Regions from separate parts of the Homo sapiens genome. Here region 1 is linked to region 2. A link is a loop called in an ENCODE intact Hi-C map of the cell type or tissue named here. Cell type or tissue: A673. All regions are shown on one strand.

The links. Hi-C counts contacts between places; a loop is a spot of excess contacts. Peaks named below come from ENCODE experiments on the same cell type or tissue, not always from the same donor. Only the 100,000 strongest peaks of a DNase experiment are listed, where the experiment ranks them.
Region 1: it touches region 2 in a loop (5-fold over the local background); 1 of 110 quality-filtered maps calls a loop at or near these places.

Annotation. Positions count from the first base shown.
Region 1 is chr7:126,481,198-126,489,197 of GRCh38, forward strand. The region is part of intron 9 of GRM8 (glutamate metabotropic receptor 8); the gene reads right to left. Among named protein-coding and RNA genes, the nearest start is that of MIR592, 570 kb to the right of the region's middle. In A673, no CTCF peak of the experiment used is centred here; DNase peaks (open chromatin) are centred at 2,184, 2,254 and 3,034; H3K27ac peaks cover 2,105 bases.
Region 2 is chr7:126,116,140-126,124,139 of GRCh38, forward strand. No RefSeq gene overlaps it. Among named protein-coding and RNA genes, the nearest start is that of MIR592, 940 kb to the right of the region's middle. In A673, no CTCF peak of the experiment used is centred here; a DNase peak (open chromatin) is centred at 4,042; H3K27ac peaks cover 4,359 bases.

The DNA.
Region 1 (8,000 bases), 370 kb after region 2:
TAGTGAACGAAAAAGGAATAAGGGAAGTAGAAAATCATCACTAGAACATCACAGTAATAATTGCTATAGACAAGATCCAGTTATGGATGACAAATTTAGTGGATATGTTTTAAGAAGAAACACCTATTTGTACAGTTACAAAAATCTCCTCCAAATAAATATTTATCAATTACCAATGAAAAAATCATAACTTCATAATGGAGAAATCTGGAAAAAGCTACCTTAAGCAAATAAGCAAGGTTCATTCACATGTAATAAAACATATTACTGCATATTAGTACATAAGACATAAGACATCATATCCTTGATATGATACAAAGATAAGAGTGTATTATTTGTGTGACAATCTTCCCAACAGTATATACATTCAATCTAATCAAGAGAAAAGTGAGGGGTACTTCATGAAGTTAACTGACCAGTACTATTCAAATTCTCAAGTTTATTAAATTTGAAGAAAGCCTGAGGAACTGTCACAGATTGAAAAAAACCAAGGAAGCATGACAACTTAAGATAACGTGGGATCCAGGGTTAGATCTTACGACTCAAAGAGGATATTAATGGAAAAATTGTTGAAATCTGAATAAAGTTGGTAGTTTTCTTAGTATGTTAGTTTATTTGTTTTGATCATTTTACTTACCATAGTTATATGCAATGTTCATATTAGGGAAAGCTGGGAGAAGGACGAAGGAGAGCTTTCTGTGTCACTTTTATAATGCTTTTGTAAGTCTAAAAGTATCTCAAATTTAAAAATTAGGGGAAAAACAAATAATCAAACAACTATATTAAGAAATGGGCAAAGGACTTGAATAGACAATTCTTCAAAGAAGATTATGAATGGCTAATAAGCATATAAAATGATGCACAGCATCACTGATAAGTAGGAAAATGCAAATCATAAGTATGAGACACCACCTGATACCCATTAGGATGGCTACTACTATAAAAACGGAAAGCACATGTTGGTGAGAATATGGAGATATTGGAATCTCTGTGCCCTGTTTGTAGTAATGTAAAATGGTAACGTTGCTTTGGAAAACAATATGGCAGTTCCTCATAAAATTAAAAATAGAATTACTATATAACCCAGCAATTCCACTTCTGGATATATGCCACAAAGTATTGAAAGCAGGGTCTTGAGGATATATTTGTATGCCCATGTTGACAGTAGCATTATTCATAAGAGATAAAACCTGGAAACAACTTAAGTGTCCACTGACAGATGAATGGAAAAACAAAATGTGGTATAAACATACTATGGAATATTATTCAGCCTCAAAAAGGAAACTCTGACATACACTTCAACATGAATGAATCTGGAAGACATTATGCTAAGTGAAACAAGCAAGTCACAAAAAAGACAAACATGATTCTGCTTATATAAGGTACCTAGAGTACTCAAAATCACAGACACAAAGCAGAATGGTAGATCCAGGGTCTGGGGGGAAGAGGAATTGAGAAGATATTGTTTAATGGGTATAGAATTTCAGTTTTGTAAGATGCAAAGAGTTATAGAGACAAATGGTGGTGCTGATTGCACAACAATATGAATATACTTAGTATCACTGCACTGTATACTTAAAAATGGTTGAGAGTAAATTTTATCTTCTGTGTAACTTTACTACAGTTTAAAAAATAGAAAAAAATTTTAAAGGGGAAAAACATGACCATGGGCAAATATCTGTGAGATTACAAGTGTGTTCAGGAGTTTAATCTGGTAAATTCTATAAAGGTTTATGTGACAGTCTCATGATTTTGGTTTTTAAACTTTTTTGACAGGGTACCCACACTAAGAAAAACATTTATATCTTATCCAAGATGTTTATGTGTATACTTATTTTAGTTACATATATATATGTATATGTATAATTTATTTTAGTTACATATATAACTATATTTATTTGTTATATAAATATATAACTAAATATATATAATATATATAATTATAAAATAAAATCCTTCCTTCCTTTCCTTCAACTTCCTTCCTTCCTTCCTTCATCATGATGCATTAAAGAGATTTTATGGTCTATTGAAGGGCTGACAAAAACCACTTATGCGTCCCTAACCAAAATTGAAAAACAACATTTATCTGGTCTAGAGTATATATAAACGTGTTATCTGTTACTCAAGTTTTCATATTTCCTCAACACTTATAACTAGACTTGAGCATCAGTCACTACAATGTTTATCACAGGTACTTTATGTATAACTAAAATAAAATTTAATAAAACATACCCTTAGTATTCACTATTCTCTCCCTCCCTCCCTCCCTCCCTCCCTTCCTTCCTTCCTTCCTTCATCATGATGCATTGAAGAGATTTTATGATCTATTGAAGGGCTGACAAAAACCACTAATGCGTCCCTAACCAAAATTTGAAAAACAACATTTATCTGGTCTAGAGTATATATAAACTTGTTATCTGTTACTCAAATTTTCATATTTCCAAAACACTTATAACTAGACTTGAGCAGCAGTCACTACAATGTTTATCACAGGTATTTTATATATAACTAAAATTAAATTTCATAAAACTTACCCTTAGTATTTCCCTCCCTCCCTCCCTCCCTCCCTCCCTCCCTTCCTCCCCTCCTCCCTTCCTTCCTTTGCTGGTCATGATACATTAAAGAGATTTTATGATCTACTGAAGGGCTGACAAAAACCACTAATGCATCCCTATCCAAAATTTGAAAAACAAAATTTATCTGGTCTAGAGTGTAAATAAACATGTTATCTGTTAATCAAATTTCTGTATTTCCAAAACCCTTATAACCAGACTTGAGCATCAGTCACTACAATGTTTATCACAGGTACTTTTGGAAAAGTGCTTTGCTTCATAATAATTACCCTATCAGAAGGCCTCAATTTATAAAGCATTTAGTTACTTAGTGCTTATGACGTAAATGTCACAGTTCAAGTACTTGATGGAGAAAAATATTAAATGAAGTGCACTTGTTTTGAAGATAATTTCATTTAGCATCTCCAAAGCAGGGGATAATTAAGTTACTCTGTCATACAAAATGATGGAGGCTTTAAATAAGTAACAGCTGGTTACCCCAATGATGGAGCAACTGCAGGGCAGCCTTTGGCAAGGACAGCTGTGCAAACTCAGCCCACGTGGTACGCAAATAGACCTACATTATGACTAAGGAAATAGCTGAAATGGAATGACATCTAGAAAAGCAAAAAAACAACAAGACTGGGATCCCTTAGCATGCATTTCAATAGCATTAAGATATAGAAATATTAATAAGAAGTGCTCATCTATCATTTCTGTAGTCAAATGTGTTTCTCACGTCTAGACGAATTTAAAGTTAGTCATTGCAGGGCAATGAGCACATTCATAAGAAAGTACCCTCATTTTTAAATGTAACTACTACTTAAATTACTTTACTTACTACTACTTTTACTTACTACTACTTTACTCCAAGCAAGAAATTAAATTCAATTTATTCATATTTTAACATTAGTACAGTGATTTTTTTTAAAGTTATGCTAAATCTTTATTCCAAAAGTTTTTGTTTCTTTAAAACCTCTTCCACGGAAATCAAATTTGTAACAGTGACCTTAAAATGTGAGAGCTGGCCTTCGTAAAACAAACGTGCTATTAAAAATATTAAATAACTGACCCCATTTTTGGAAAGCTGGGTAAGGCTGTGCTAGCATGGATCTATCGTTAAACGTTTTTTGTTTTTTTTTTTGAAAACTTTTTATTGTCACTCGATCTGCATGTAAACAAGGAGGAAAAAGTGAGTCTGACTTATGTACTTGATTTTGTTTACCAGAATTTTGCTTAAGTCATACTATGGACCTTTCTGACTTGAAATCATTTTCGAGTTGGTTATCAGACTAACTCTCCTAACTAGTATTTGTATTAATTATTTTTAAGCAAGCATTTATTATCATTGATTATGCAAGCATTATTGAGCAAGCAAATGCAAATGCAATAAGCATTTTTAAGCATTAACTATGTGTTAAGCACAAGGTCTCTGTCCTGAAGAAGCTTACTAGCCACTAGACAAAATGGACACAGAATCAAGAAATGTCATAATAATATGGGGTAACACATGACCCAGATTTGGAGTTCAGCTAACAGTTTCCCAAGGGAAATGAGTGCAATCAAGGTCTTAATAGACAAATCATACATAGGCAGCAACAACAACAACAAAAAAAAAGGGGGTGGGGGGCATGAAAGGCTTTCCAGGGGAGGAAAATAGCACAAGCTAAGGCATGAGGGCACTAAATAGCACAGTGGGGTGTGTCCTCGATCCCCATAAGTAATTGCAATATGTGAAATGATGAGTGGTGTCTGGGGATGAAAGCTAGAGGATCTTCATAGGGGCCTTTATGGAAGTGTTAAGGAATGCTAAAGAGCTTGGCCTTTGAAGGGATTTAAAGAAGAATTAAAATCAGACCTCTCTATTATAGTATAGACACTGGGTACAAGGGAGACAAAACTGAAGACTAAAAAATCTTCAGTGGTTGCCCCTCTGCCAAATTAGCAGTTGTTAACCTTTTCGGCCTGAGAACTAAAACTACAGTCCTAAGCTCCTGGACCCTCCCTTGGCCAAAGGGACCCCAGAGAAACCTTAAAGAACTGAGTTCCTGGCCAAGACAGAATGGGGACATGCCTCATTATACTCCCTCCTTTTTGCAGTTTAAACACAATTGACCAGCATTAATGATAAACTAGAGATGATAACCAACAGAGCGAACTCTTTTCATGGCAATAAGATAACAAATTATAAACATGACCTAAGGCCATGCAAGGCAAGCATTAAGTCACGTACCTCTACACTTGAAGAATAAACTCTATTATAACTGCCACAAGGTTTTCCTTTTTCTAGTAGGTAAACAAGCCCTGGCCTCTAGATAAGCAATATAATTGCAGCTCATTCATCAGACACTGACCAGTTGAACCCCCCGTCCAACAAACCATAGCTACATAGCTCTGATTGACTAAGAGACTAATTTCAGTAACTTTCTCGTGGTAAGAGACCACCAACCACTGGGCTCAGTCTGGCCTGCTCTCAGAGGCTGCACATTTGAATGCCTTCATGCTCCTGCCTCACCTTTTGACATATAAGACCTAATTGTAATGCATTTAAATGTCGTTTCCACTCCAAAATGAACATGGGACACATGTAACATACATGTTTGTTCAGTATGCATGTGTCAGGACTCCCTTTGTGAATATCCATAAGACCTCCTCAAACCTGTTGAATATGTTTACTTGGCCAACCTTGTCAGCATATATCCCTGTTCCACTCTCCCCTCCCTCAAAGTGCCTTCTGGTTTCGCCTGAAGGTTACACTTCCCAGCCTGTCAGAATCACCATCTTGAAGGCTGGAACCATTCGTAAGCTACATATATAGATCTCACAATTTTTAAAAATCTTGATAGGGCTCATGACCCCTTTAAAATCTTACAAAATATCGAGGATACCTCAGTGCTTTGTTTTTTGTGGATTACGTCTGTTGATATTTACCATATTTGAAATTAAAACTGAGAAATATTTAAACAATTATGTATTTATTTATAATAACAAAGGTAAGCCCATTATATGTTTAACAAGGAATACATTTTATGAAAATTACAACTCAATGCTGGTTATGACTCAATAAAGAGATCTTGTGATTTACTGAAGGGCTTACAAAGATTACTAATGTGTCCCTATGCAAAACTGGAAAAACAAAATTTGACTAGTCCAGAGTACAGATAACCACAATGTGTTAGCTGTTAATCAAATGTTCATATTTCCAAAACACTTATAACCAGACTTGAGCATCAGTCACCACAAATTTTATCAGAGGTACTACAGACTAGTGCTCTGTTTCAACAGTAATTACCATATCAATTTATCAACCTCAAATTATAAAGCATTTTAAGTTACTTAGTGTGCATACTTAGTGTTCTTTTCAAAGCAAAGTGTTATTGAGGAGTGGCTTCTTTTTTTACATTTTTGCAAATATCTTTAGTTAGTGGCTTAATAGAAGACAACTAAATTCTCATATTTTCTTCTAGATTTAATCTATAAGTTGTTTTGGTAAAGGTTTATAATGAAAACCCCGCTTCAGACACGCAATATGGTTGAAAAATTGAGACGTATTTTAATTTTTCTAAGAGATGGGGTCTGCAATGTTGTCTAGGCTAGATTCAAACTCCTGGGCTCAAGCGGTCCCTGTTCTCAACCTCCCAAGTAGCAGGGACTACAGGCATGTGCCACCACACGAGACGGAAGTAATATTTTAATAACTTTTTCTGATAATTATAGATTTATTTATTTTGATACTACCCTATTACTTGACTGGGGTAGTTTCTGGAAGGTTAATGGCAGTGTAGAAGCCAAAACAATGTCAATGACCTTTCCCTATACTATTATATTAAAATCCATTGGTCAATTTTGCACTTTAAATGGATCTTTCATCTATGCATCTACTTTTTTCATGATGATTTCCTAATATCATACATTTCTCATTTGGTAAACATTCGTACACTGAGCTGACAGATTTTACTATAGAATATAAAAAATACACTTGTTAATATCGTCACCAATCTCACCAAAAAAAGTATTTAAGAACGGAAATGCTATCAAGCTCATGGTGATGGAATACATTTTCCAAAATTCTACTTTTTGCTTGAAAGCTCACATTTTATCATTGGCAACAAATACTGTCAGTTTGTTTCTTTGAAGTGACAAGCTTACTCCACTCATTTTCAAGGAAATATCCACCATATGTCCAAGTTTGAATAAACATAATTATCTGTCAGTCATTCCTTCAACTAAAAATGGCATTCCATGAAAAAAGCAACTAGATCAGCTTTCAACCTAACCTCATAAGAGCTTTTCCTTGAAGCAACCATCATACTTTAAGGATTAGAAGTTCTTCTTTCTCATCATGTAGAAACCTGGTAAACTGAGATTTAATAAACTTCATAATTTTCCTTGCTTTATCAATAGCATTCAGCTGTAACTGGACAGAAAAAAAAACAAAAAACAGGAAGTTCATGGTAGCGAAGAACAGAATGACTAATAACTGTTTTGGTGGTAGTGCCAACATTCATATTAACACACTAGCAATTCTGCCCACCAGTACTTTTGTGCCAGCAGTGTAGATGTCAACTCAGTGAAAAAGACAAATGATGGTTTAGTATTATGATGAAAATAGGGTTCATCGTTCTTCACAGTCCCTGAAAATGTCTTTGGGTATCCTGGATGTGTTCAGGTCACACTCAGGAAAATGTTATGCTAAAAGCCTCAAGTCTAAATTCTTATACCTAACATCCATCCACAATCTTGTTCCACTCTATTGATAACCTTGAGTAAAACAGATTTTTTCACTTTTGTAAAACACACCTTTTTCCCCTCTCATCTTCTAATTTCACATTCTTCCCAATATTTACAATATATAAATCATTCAATCTTCCAGGAGCCAGTCCAATTCATCGCCATTCCAGATCTCTGAACTATTTTCTATACTATTGGATATGTACTCACTTATATACTATTTATGATTTTTCTTTGGGAATTAGAATTATCTTCCAAACTAGATTGTCAGACTTCCAGAGGTGAAGATTTTTAGTTCTTCTGACTTTGCTATAGTATTCTGCACAGTTATGCATATGATAATGATGATAATATCTTGAATTTTATAAATCTTAATTTTTTAGTGTAGGTCACAAATACACATGTGCCCCTATTGTATTTGTAGGGAAAACATTTAATATTATAAATTATGTTATCATGTCTTCTACTTTGGGTAACTAATATATATCAAATATATACTTAATATATTATAGAATATCAATTTATAAAGCAGTGTATAATTTCAAGCATACAAATATGACAATGCAGCCATATATAGTGGAAAAAACCTAGGCTAGGAAATAGAAGATCTAAATTTAACTGTCCACATAGTATAGACTTAAAGAAGCACATGGATTTAGAGAAGCCACAAAACATATTTGAGTCCCAATGTCTGCAACAGTGAAATGCTTATCCCCG
Region 2 (8,000 bases):
CATTTTTCTATCTGACAAAAAGGAACTGTGGAGGTAATTTAATGAATTTTTGCCAGCCAAGGAGAAATGAAAGACATGATTTATAAATTTATTAATTGTCCACTTGTTGAAAAATTAGTACTGTCTGAACAAAAATTTAAAATTTGTGGCTTTGTGATTCTTTCCAAGAGAAACTTCATGGAGATATGAAGCCTGACCTTGTGGAGGCTACTTTGCTCACCCTGCATTCTCCACCCTTGATAGAACTGAAGGATTGTATGACCCTGTGAGGCGATGTCATAAAGTCAAATTATTTCTAAAATATTACTGTTAAAATTACATGGCATCTATGACTCTTTAAAATTACTTTATTGAATTTTAAGTACTAGGACTTAGAAAGGAATTAGCCTACATTTTCTCTAAGACCAGCATTGAAACAAACTTTATATACTAGAGAACCTACCAGTACTGAAATCCATGTATTTTGAGTCCTTATTTTTCCCCCAAAATTACACTTGCTTTTCGAAAGCACTAAGTCAATTTTACCTGTGTCTATCAATAATTGTTTGACCCAGCAGACAAAATTTTTGTAAAAGAACTATCCCACAGTTCAGGAAGTTGACTTCTTATTAAACATTTAATATTAAATTCAGATGTCAGTGTTAAGATTGCAATATTGAAATACCATTACACACTTTTAGAAAATTATGAAAAAAAAGAAAAATAAATTTATCTATAAAAATGAAATAAAGCAATCAAACAGGTAAGGGAACAAAATAAGTAACAGAGTTCAAAATTCAACAAAATGAGAAAAAAAAAGTAGTTTTCAAAAAGAATGAGATAAGCAGCTTAACTCAACTCCTTAAATCACTGATATGATTTGGCTGTGTCCCCACCCAAATCTCGTCTTGAATTTCATGTGTTGTGGGAGGGACCCAATGGAAGGTAATTGAATCATGGGGGCAGGTCTTTCCCATGCTGTTCTCATGACAGTGAATAAGTCTCACAAGATCTGATGGTTTTTAAAAAAAGGAGTTTCCCTGCACAAGCTTTTTTTCACCTGCTGCCATCCATATAAGATGAGACTTGCTCCTCCTTGCCTTCCACCATGATTGTGAGGCTTCTCCAGCCACGTGGTACTGTAAGTCCAATTAAACCTCTTTCTTTGATAAATTGTCCAGTCTCAGATATGTCTTTAATAGCAGCGTGAAAACTAATACAGTAAATTTATACCAGTAGAGTGGGGCATTGCTGAAAAGATACCCAAAAATGTAGAAGTGACTTTTGAACTGGGTAATAGGCAGAGGTTGGAACAGTTTCAAGGGCTCAGAACAAGAGAGAAAAATGTGGGAAAGTTTGGAACTTCCTAGCAACTTGTTGATTGGATTTGACAAAAATGCTAACAGTGATGTGAACAATAAGATCCAGGCTGAGGTGGTCTCAGATGGAGATGAGGAACTTGGGAACTAGAGCAAAGGTGAGTCTTGTTATATTTCAGCAAAGAGATGGGTGCCATTTTCCCCTGCCCTAGAGATTTGTGGAACTTTGAACTAGAGAGAGATGATTTAGGGTATATGATGGAAGAAATTTCTAAGCAGCAAAGAATTCAAAAGATGACTTGGGTGCTGTTAAAGCCATTCAGTTTTATAAGAGAAACAGAGCATAAACGTTTCAAACATTTTCAACCTGACAATGCAATAGAAAAGAAAATCCCATTTTCTGAGGAGACAGTCAAACCAGCTACAGAAATTTGCATAAGTAACTAAGAGCCAAATGTTAATCCCCAAGACAATGTGGGAAAATGCCTTCATTATGTCAGAGGTCTTCATGGCAGCCCCTCCCATCAGAGGCCCAGAGGCCCAGGGTCCCATGCTGTGTACAGTCTAGGGACTTGGGGCCCTGTGTCCCAGCTGCTGCAACCATGACTAAAAGGGGCCAAGGTACAGCTTGGGCCATGGCTTCAAAGGATGCAAGCCCCAAGCCAGCTTCCACGTGGTGTTGAGCCTGTGGGTGCACAGAAGTCAAGAATTGAGGTTTGGGAACCTCCATCTAGATTTCACAGGATGTGTGGCAATGCCTGGATGTCCAGGCAGAAGTTTGCTGCAGGGGTGGGGCTCTCGTGGTGAACCTCTGCTAGGGCAGTGCAGAAGGGAAATGTGGGATTGGCGTCCCCACACAGAGTCCCTACTGGGGCACTGCCTAGTGGAGCTGTGGGATGAAGACCACCATCCTCCGGACCCCAGAAGGGTAGATCCACTAACAGCTTGCACCATGTGCCTGGAAAAGCCACAGACACTAAACACCAGCCCATGAAAACAACCAGGTGGGAGGCTATAACCTGCAGAGCCATAGGCGCAGAGCTGCCAAAGACTATGGGAGCCCGCCTCTTGCATCAGTGTGACCTGGATGTGAGACATGAAGTCAAAGGAGATCATTTTGGAGTTTTAAGATTTGACTACCCTGCTGGATTTCAAACTCGCATGGGGCCTGTAGCCCCTTTGTGTTGGACAATTTCTCCCATTTGGAATGCCTGTATTTACACAATGCTTGTACCCCCATTATATCTAGGAAGTAACTAACTTGCTTTTGGTTTTACAGTCTTATAGGCAGAAGAAACTTGCCTTGTCTCAGATGAGACTTTGGACTGTGGACTTTTGAATTAATGCTGAAATGAGTTAAGACTTTGGGGGACTGTTGGGAAGCCATGATTGGTTTTGAAATGTGAGAACATGAGATTTGGAAGGTGCCAGGGGTGGAATAATATGGTTTGGTTGTGTCCCCCAACCAAATCTCATCTTGAATTCCCATGTGTTGTGGGAGGGATCTGGTGGGAGGTAATTGAGTCTTGGGGGAAGGTCTTTCCCATGCTGTTCTCATGATAGTGAATAAGTGTCACAAGATCTGATGGTTTTAAGAAGGGGAGTTTCTCTGTACAAGCTTTTTTCCACCTGCTTCCATCCATGTAAGACATGATTTGTTCCTCCTTGCCTTCTGCTATGATTGTGAGGATACCCCAGTTACATGGAACTGTAAGTCCAATTAAACCTCTTTATTGTCTAAATTGCCCAGTCTCAGGTGTGTCTTTATCACAGCATGAAAACTGACTAATGCAATCACCCCAATTTCCCAAAGCCATATAAGTAAGATCACAAAATTCTGAGAACTACTATATTATTTTTATGTGGCTGCTGTAATAAAATATCAAAACCTTGGTGGCTTAAAACAACAGAAATTTATTCTCTCACAGGTTTGGAGACAAAAAGTCTGAATCAAGTTATCACTAGACTGAAATCAAGGTGTCAGCAAAGCCATGCTCTCTTTGGAGGGTCTAGAGAGAATGCATCCCTTACCCTTTCCAGCATCTGGTAACTTAGCTGCTGGCATTCCTTGGCTCATAGCTGTATCACCTCAGTTTATGCTGCCATCTTCATATGTCTTCACATCTTCTCCTCTTATGTCTATGTGAACACTTCTTTGGCCTCTCTCTTATAAAGATACCTGTGATGATATTTAGGACCAATAATGATAATCCCAAACAGCATTTCCATCATTAGATTTTTAATGTAATCATCTTTGCAAAAATCCTTTTTCCAAATAAGGTAACATTTAAAGGTTCCAGGGATAGGAGAGCATATCTTCCATGGGTTGTTATTCAACCTACCATGACTACAGAATTTGGAAAGAAGAAAAGTTATTTATTTTATTTCAGAAAAGGACAAGAAATAACTGTCAGGCAGAAACAGATGAAAAGTGGAAGGTAAACAAGTCTAAGAGAATTGAAATTGAATGACTATATATTGGATTGAGGGACTATCCCACAGCCCACAAGTCTCAGTATTGTTATACCTCTCTGAACAAGATAGAGTAAATCCTTATGCACAGGTCATTTAAAAAATGCCTCAGAGCAGAGAGCAGGAGCAGTGCTTATAAGTTCACATTCCAAGTTTCTAAGCTCTTTCCACCTGCCACCCTGCCTCCTGCAACGTAATTTTATCAAGATATGGAACAATGTAAAGGGCACAAAGTTGTTAGCTCTCCATCTATCTCAGATGAGAAAACAAACTCTTCTAAATACACAGAAAAAAAATCCAAAACTCACCACATATGATAGGATTTAAACAAATGGCCTAAACATTAACAAGTTAAAACCAAGTAGCATTATGAAGGAAAGAAGGAAAAAAGGAAGGAAGGAAGGAAGGGAGGGAGGAAGGAAGGAAGGAAGGAAGGAAGGAAGGAAGGAAGGAAGGAAGGAAGGGAGGGAAGATAAATTTTACATGTCAGTGGGCTTAAAAGTGTTATTAAAAGATGAAGCTACACACATTGGGTCAAAAAATTAAATCCAAACACATGCTGTTTATAACACTAATCTAAAGAAACCTAAAGAAAGTGACACAAAATTAAAGTTTAATAAATAGTCCAAATACATAATAAATATACAATAACTAGCAATCAATTTATATGTCAGAAATACACAATTAGAAAATATAGTGAGAATAAACCATTCCTGTTAGCAATATACATTATAAAATGACTAGAAAAAAGTTTAATAAAAACTGTGTGGAAGAATATTTGAAATGTGTACATAAAGTAACATTGAAAAATACTGAAAGCATTTAACAGCAGCTAGTACCAAAGTTAATCACTGATCTTGACTGAGGATGGTATCATAAGATATTTTTTAATCTCTTTCTTTCTACTGTGAAAATTCTGTTTCAGTTGTAATGATAGATAAACCTCCAGCTGGATAGAGTGGAATTACTACAAGATTATAGGTAAACTCAAGGAGAGGGTCTAATTTAAAAACTGCATAAATTGAACAGTGGAAAAGATGATATTTATCTAAAACCAAATTGTAAAGTATTGTTTTGTTAATTGTAAGAAAAATAATTATAAGGTAGATTAGTTTATTACACATAAATTGAGTTCAGTCCAATTACTTTTTCCTTTGATAAGTTTACAATCTCATAAATGAAGAAAATGGTGTAGGCAACATATCTGAATTTCAGCAAGGCATTAAAAAGACTCATGGTTGAATAATAATGAACACAATGGATAATTGTTAAGCAGATTGGCATGTACGTGTATAGATCCTAATATCTGAATGATCTAACTGAAAGAAATTATTTTTATTGTTTAATATTAAATTGCAGTTAGATCTCTTAGGGAAAGATAAAGAAGTCTATTCTTTTCATTTTTTTGTTCAAAATTTTGGTATTCCACACAAATAAAAACTGAGGCTGTCTTTTAAGTATATACTAGGAATACTACCTTTTAATTGTCATTAAATATAATATTTGATCAAATAGAATCTTTTATGAAAAAATTACTTTGAAATTCCAATGTAATGTACAGTATAGTATTTTGTGTTTAAGCCAACATTTTGTTGGGAAAATGGGAGACAGGTAAGTCTGAATTACCCAAAGAGCCAAATGTAAGAATAAGTCTCTGTTGGGTTTCTCCAGTCTTTCAAGAGGTGTGTAGCTATCTAATTTACTATAATAGGTAGTATAGCATGGCTATAAGAAAAGACATGTAATTGTGGAGAAGAAAGATCTTAGAGGGATGACAGACAGGCACTACCAACAAGCTTCACCAGTACCATTCTTTGCCTTCTGGTAATTTGACTACCATTAATTAAAAGGCATTGGCTAAGGTTCAGATCATTTGGACCAGGCAACTTCTAGAATCAAATAATATTTGCAAATATATGTGTTTGAATAACATTTACCATACAAATGTTCACAATATAATAATTTTGATATGATATTTACAATACTATATTCACAATAAAATATTTTCAATTTTTATAATCGACAAAAGTTTTATCACCAGGACATATAGGGCTTACATATCAATGGCAAGCAAAAAACAATCGAAATATTTGGCATAGTATTTAAAAAGACACTTAACAAAAGAAGTTATAGAATGAATATGAGCATATCAATCAATATTCGCATCATTACTCACCAAAGAATTGCACACTGAAATCTCAATGAAAGACCTCATTGGAAAAATTAAGTAGCCTGATAATACTAAGATGAAGATGTGAAGCAAGAACTTTTTACGTTTCAGGTAAGAATGTAAAATAACATAACCGTTTTGGAAGGGCTGTATTTCTTTATATAATTAAACATACACTTACCATATGACCCAGCCATTCTACTCCTAGATATCAGCCAAAGGAAATGAAAAAATGTGAACACAATCTTGTATGTGAATGTTCATAGTAAATATTAATATATCCATAATAGCCCAAACTAGGAACAACCTACATGAAGAGCAACAAGTGAATGGACAATCAGAAACATTGAGATTTATGTAATGGGATATTACTCAGAAATAAAATGAAGTAAATGGCTGATACCAGCAACCACATGGAGTTACCTCAAAAACATCATGCTGAGCAAAGAAAGACAATACAAAAGAGTATATGCTGTATGATTTCATTTCTATAAAGCTAAAGAAGGAAATTATAATCTAAAGTATCAGAAATCAGATTAGTGGTTGCTTGTAACTAGGAGTTGAAGTGTTGACTGAAAAAAGATACTAGGAAAACTTTTGGGAAGATAAAAATGTCTATATTTTTATTATGGTTGTCGTAAATTTATCAAAACTCATTAAAATACATTTAAAATGTTAGTATTTTATTGAATATAAATAAAAATGAATAGTTAGTATAAAATATCTTTTATAATAGCAACGCAACACAAAATATTTAGAAATAATTTAATGCCAGATGTGTAAGACATATACAATGACACTAAAATCATTGCTGAGATAAATTAATGAAGACTAAAATAAATGAAAATAATGCCATGCTAATGTTTAAGAAAACTCAGTAGTATTAAGATGTTAGTTGTTTTTGCTTTTTTTCTAAATTGATCTTTAATGAAATCAAAGAAAATTTAATGTAAGCAAAGCAAAATACCAGCATGATTTTTGTAGATATTGACAAACTGATGCTAAAATGGAAAAAACCTGAAAATAGCAAAAACACTTATGAAAAAAGAACAAAGTTAGATGACGTCTACCACATGTTTTCAAGTTGTACTGTACAGCTAGAATAATTTAAAAAGTATGACCATGGCTAAAAGAAAAAGAAATAGACCAATAGACACAAATGGAACCCAGAAGTAGAACCATGTATAATAGAGTGCATGGATTTTTACAAATGCCCCCAAGTAACACAATAGAGAAAATAACTGTGCTGAATTTAACTCAGAAAATGATACTGAAACAATTGAATATCCATGTGGAAAGAAAATGCATCTTGATCCCCTTTCTTACTCCAAACATAAATTTTAATTTATGAAGATTATAGATCAAAATGTAAAAGCCATATCTATAACATTTCCACCAAAAATAACAGGAGAAGGTCTTTGAGACCTTTGTGTTAGACAAATACTGTTTTGTTTATATAAGCTACAGAAAAAACTAATCATGAAATAAATAGTCAATAAATTTGACATCATCAGAATTTAAAACTTCGGCACATCAAAAAGGAAAAAAATAGACAAGCGGCAGACTAGGAGAAAATTTTCCATTATGTATCTGATAAAAGACTTGTATTTTTGTACAAAGTATACAAGGAACTGCTTCAACTCGATAATATAAAATAAAATACTCCAGCTTAAACAATGGGAGAAATACTTGAGCAGACATATCATATGAATGAACAATATGCACATGAAAAGTGTTCAATGTTAGTCATGATGTATATGTAAATTAAAATGATAATTAGGTTTTTTTGTATGCTACCAGAATGTCCAAAACTCAAAAAAACAGGTAACACTAAATGTCATCAAAGACGTGGAGAAACAAAAGGTCTGATACATTACTAATAGAAGTGTAAACACTTCAACCATTCTGGTAAAATCCTTGGCAATTTTGTATCAACTTAAACACAAACCTATGATGCAGCAGTTCTACTTGTAGGTGTTTACACAGAAAAATAAAAATATATGTTCAAAAAATGTCTTGTCCAAAATATTCATAGCGAAAAAGTTAAAGCAACTCAATAT